Regions from separate parts of the Homo sapiens genome. Here region 1 is linked to region 2. Evidence: read pairs that join two places in POLR2A ChIA-PET (ENCODE). Cell type or tissue: PC-9. All regions are shown on one strand.

Region 1 (2,500 bases), 570 kb before region 2:
AGTGACCATATGACGAGATTTCCACCAAACTCGAGTTGTTCCATTGGAAAGCTCAGAGGCAGGGGTCTGTCTGGCTGGGCCTGGGGAATTTCATAAGTGAAGAATTCTGGGAGGAGGAGTTTTCCAAGTCTGAATTTGGAAGTTGGAGAAACACATGGAGATGGCATTGGAATCTGAGTGGCCCACTCCTCCATCACACGGGGCTCTTGGAGTGAACTCAGGAGCTTTGGTATGTGTTACCTAGGGAACCTGGGCATGGAATGATTTGATGGTGGCCATGGCTTCTCTTATCTGAAGCTGATTTAACCAATCCTTGGCCAGTGTGCTTTCAGGGGAACTCCATTTTCTTCCCTTAGGGGAAGCTATTGGGAGGGAAATGTGGGGTGGGTAGAAATGAGTGTCTGGGGTGACAGCCCTGCCTTGTCATTGGATATGTCCTCCTTCTGGGCCTCAGCCTTTCCATCTGCCGGATGAGAGGACTGTGGTGGGCAGTCTCTGAGCCTGTTCTAAAATCCCATTTGTTTATCTAACAGTTTTGTATTGAGCCAGGCATTGTTTTTAGGTGGTGCAGGAAGGAATAGACAAAAATGTCTACCCTCCTGATGCCTATAATCTAATGACACCAATCAGACTGGATTTCAGAAGTTAAATCTGCTCCCCTCAAATGCACCTGCAATTCAGTCAGAACCAACTTCGAGGTAGTGGCAGCTAATAGCTCTTAAGGGCTATGAGCCAGGCACTAAGCACTGGACGCTTCTTATTTGATTCAGTCCTCGCAAGAGATCTACGAAGTAGGTTTTCCTGATGAGGAAGCCTAGGCTGAGGTTGGCCCAAGCTGGGGTTGCACAGCTCAGAAGCAGTGGAGAGCGAGGCACTCACAGGCCTTCTGTCTCCAGACCCTCACGGTGACCCGAGTCTACACTGGCTCCTGGCCGAGAGCATTTCTTGCCCCTTCCCTTGGGCAAGTGCCCAGATGGAGGGCCACAGATGTCCCCCTCCACTTCAGTCACGGGGGCCCGGCGCCTTTTCCGCGGCACTGACCTCTCGCCTTCTCTCCCTGCAGGCTGTGCGAGGGCGTCGGCTCGGTGAATGTCTGTAAGTAGTGGGGTCCGTCCCCTCCTCCCGCTGGGCGGGTCTGGGAGCCTCTGGGCAAAGGGCGCGTGGGCTCGCAGCAAAGCCACTCACCCAGGTCGCGGCTGCGCCTGACGCGCGCCTCCGTCTCTTTCCCCTGCAGGCGTCAGCAGCTCCCGCGGTGGCGTTGTCTGTGGCGATCTCTGCGCCTCCACTACTGCCCCTGTTGTCTCCACCAGAGTCAGTAGCGTCCCCAGCAACAGCAACGTGGTGGTGGGCACTACTAACGCCTGCGCCCCCTCCGCCCGGGTTGGCGTCTGCGGCGGCAGCTGTAAGAGGTGCTAGGAGGCTGCCGCCTCCGCCAGCGCCTGTCGCCGTCACTCTCCACCCAGCCAGTACCTCGCGCCACCAGAACGCGCCGCCCGCGCCGGCCTCCCAATAGCCGCCGCCCGCTGCCTGCACTCTAAGCGCCCTCCCCACCGCTCCGCTCCGGGAGCCATCCCCGGTCGCAGGAGTCCGGGGAGGGCCGGGAGGCGCCATGGTCTCTCTCTGTAGCCTTTCCTGGTAGTCAATTTGTTGTCCCGAGGATTCATCTTTTTCTTCCGCCTGCCTTCTGTTTTTTTTGCTGTATACATTGGTCTTGCCTGAGCTCTTCCCCAAAGCTTGGAGGAACGGGGGAGGCCCGGGAATGTCCCTGTCTGCACGACCTGGGACTCTGCCCATGTGCTTTTGCCTGTGGAATGGAGACGCGGACCCTGGATAGTGGTTCTATGACTCTGCGAGGGACAGGCCCACGCGTGTGGGGAGAACATCTCCCTTCCGGGGCTGCCCTCAAGAGCTTCTGAAAAACTAATGACTCTGCTGCCTTCTCCTTTGTCTTTGTTTCACTCTGTGTTTCCAATAAACTCATTGTAGCGAATCAAGCCTAGTGTCTCAGAGTCTTGAAAATGCCAGGGCCTTCCTGTGATAGGGGCTCCTGCCAGAGCGCCTCAGGACCTGTTTATCCACTATTTTTCAGTAGCTAAAAATGACCACAGTAGGTGCTGCCCATCTGTACTTGAGCAGCCCAGGCCTTGGGGAAAACGAGAGAAGACTCACGGAGCCAGGGAATCTTATGGGGTCATGGGTTTCTCTAGACCAGGATTTATCAACTTCAGCACTATTGACAGTGTGAGCTGGGTCATTCTTTGTTTTAGGGCTGTCGCGTGCATTTGGTAGGATGTTTAGTAGCATCCCTGGCCTCAATCCACTAGATGCCAAGGGTCCTCCACCACCCTCTTGTGACAACTAAAAATGTCTCTAGATGTGGCCATATGTTTTCTAGGGGTTCTCAACCAAGGTGATCACCCGCCGCCCCCACCCCAGGGCCTTCCTGGAGGGGAAAGTGCATGGGGAAAAAGACGGGGTAAGAATGGAAGGAAGGTATGTG
Region 2 (2,500 bases):
TGATGTCTGAGGTTTTGTGTGTGTGTAAATCTGCATGTGTCCATGCCTCTGTGTGTGGATATATCTGTGGGGGAGATCATCATAGCTACCATTTATTATTTCAATGTACTCTCCAGGTGTTGTTTCCTTTAATCCTCGGACAATCCTTTAAGGAAGATATTCTAGCTATCCCCATTTTACAGATAGGGCCATAAGGTTGGAGAGATCCGATAATTGACCCAAAGTCAGATCACCAGTAAGAGGCAGAACCAGGAGACTTCCCTCTACTGCTGAATGTGTCTCTCTGTGTGCCCGAAAATAAAGAGCTATATATGAGAATCGTGTAACATCTGTCTGTGTGTGTGTCTGCACCGTCTAAACCTGTGCATGTGTGTGGGGTGTGTGTGTGTGTTTTGTGGCCCAGGTGCAAGTCAGGTGCACCTGCCAGCAGCTGGCATCACCAAGGTCTTAGGGACAGTGGCCCTCTGAGCATATTTTCTGACTGTATTGTCCCTAGAACAATTTCTGAAGCAGATGACAGCGTGTGGTGTTGCTGACTGTGGACAGAGAACTTCTGCCGTCAAGACCGTAGCAGGAAATGCCCCTGTGCCCCTGAGCCTGGCAAACAAGGCAGCCTGTCTCCTTCAAGGAGGAGCTGAGTGCCCCGCAGAGACATTCCGGGAAGAGCTCAGAGGGGGGTAAGAAGGAAGAAGAGCGAGGCTGCCTCCCACCCCCCGCAGAGCCACCCGTGCCCCTAATCCACAGGTGGGAGTGGCGGGGAGTGGCCCCTCGAAGAGGAGCTGAGACGTCTCCGCTCGGTTCCCCTGAGAGCCCTGTGCTCCGTCACCGACAGCCTCTCTCCAGAAGTAGAGACCATGGAGTCTGGCTGGGTGCCGCGTCAGGGGTCTCTCGGGGCGGCTAGAGGCCCTGGGAACCTGGAAGCCCGCGGGGCGCGGCGGGGCGGGGCAGAGCGCTAGAGCCGGGTGGCGGCCGCCGATTGGCTGGGCCCGAGCGCTCCCACGGCGGCCGGGGGCCCCAGGGCGGCGCCGGCCGCGCCCGCTCCGCGGTGACTCATCCAGCACCCCACCTCTGGAGCTGGACGGGCGCCCGGCCTCTTCCCACCCCAGACCCGCCCGCTAAGCCGGGAGAGCCTGACTCAGCAGGGGGAGCCTGGCCTGCCTTCCGCCCCCTTCGCGTCCTCCCCCGGGGCAGAGGAGAGTGTTGTGGGGAGAATGCGTTTCTGTCCCTGTGGGAGAATTTGTCCCGCTCTAGGGAGGAGAATCTGGTATCTGTTCTTCTGGGAGACTGTGTGTCTGTCCATGGGCGGTGGGGCCTTCTGTCCCCACAACGGGAGGTTGTGTGCCTGTCTTTCTGGGGGTGTCTCTGTGTCTTAAGATCTTTATGAGTGTGGCCGATGGACTGTGGTCTTTTGGAATCTGCCTGTTGGTCTCTTTGGAGCATCACTGACCTCCACCACTCCAGATCATCTCTGTGCCCCCCTACACCCCACTTCCCCAGAAGTGGGGAAGAGCTTAGCAGCTCTGTGCCTCTGTCTCACAGCGGCCAGGACAGGCCCCTCAGGGGTTAGCTCTGAGTAATTCTCCAGCTCTGGCTCTGCCCCCTCCACAGTGCCAGGGCCCCTGAAGGTCTGGGGCCAGATGCTACCCTGCAGGCCAGGCTCAATCCCTACAGCAGTGCCTGAAATATCTCAAAGTGATTTTAAAGCAAGATCTCAAAAGTGATCTTAAACCAAGTGATCCCTCAAAAAGGGAAAAGGACCCACAATTGTCCAGAGACTACTGTGGGCCATGTGTGCCATGCTAGGAGCTTCGTGTTCACCTTATCGATGCTTCTCACAGCAACTCCAAAAACAAACATAATCCCCATTTTACCGGGGAGAAACTGAGGCCTACGTGGTGGCTCAAGGTCACACTGGCACAGTATATGAGCAAATCTGGATTTGAACCCAGGACTCTCTGGCTCTAAAGTGTATGCTCTTTCCACGGCTGTGGCTGTTCCCTGAGCGCCTTAGCCAGGAGTGGCCTCCACCTGGCCCCACAGCAAACCTGGGGGAAACTCCACCACCTCCACAGGGAGACCAGCCTTCAACTTCATCCAGGCTTTCCCATACCAAGAGAGGATCCCCCAGGACTGTGAGAGGGACTGGGGTGGGAAGGAGAAAGAAGCCAAGAGTCAGTACATGTGGGGTTTGGAGTAGGCAACAGGATATGCCAGATCCCGGGGCTGGGGAAGAGGACCCTGCAGCTCGACCCACGCACACTTTGTAGGACACACACACACACTCACATACACATGCACAATGGCTGCTGGACACAGTGCACAGATCCAGCTGTGGGGGTCATTGCAAAGATGCCCAGACACACACACGTGCATGTTTCATGTGGTGCACACCTGATATATAGAGCTGTTACCAACAGACATGAAGGAATCAGTGGAGTCATTACACACAGATTCACAATGGTGTGCAGGTCATTACTCACACACACACACACACACACAC

Evidence for each region. ChIA-PET counts read pairs that join two places held together with the same protein. Peaks named below come from ENCODE experiments on the same cell type or tissue, not always from the same donor. Only the 100,000 strongest peaks of a DNase experiment are listed, where the experiment ranks them.
Region 1: POLR2A ChIA-PET joins it to region 2 with 8 read pairs; 1 of 35 experiments calls an interaction of 5 or more read pairs at or near these places.

The regions. Positions count from the first base shown.
Region 1 is chr12:52,307,170-52,309,669 of GRCh38, forward strand. KRT86 (keratin 86) reads left to right here. Exons shown (of 11, transcript NM_001320198.2): 10 at 1,064-1,095; 11 at 1,235-1,994. The coding sequence ends at 1,416. Among named protein-coding and RNA genes, the nearest start is that of KRT83, 13 kb to the right of the region's middle. In PC-9, no CTCF peak of the experiment used is centred here; a DNase peak (open chromatin) is centred at 1,492; H3K4me3 peaks cover 1,456 bases.
Region 2 is chr12:52,873,322-52,875,821 of GRCh38, forward strand. No RefSeq gene overlaps it. Among named protein-coding and RNA genes, the nearest start is that of MIR9898, 24 kb to the right of the region's middle. RefSeq lists a silencer at 903-1,132. In PC-9, no CTCF peak of the experiment used is centred here; DNase peaks (open chromatin) are centred at 750 and 1,150; H3K4me3 peaks cover 1,349 bases; H3K27ac peaks cover 2,071 bases.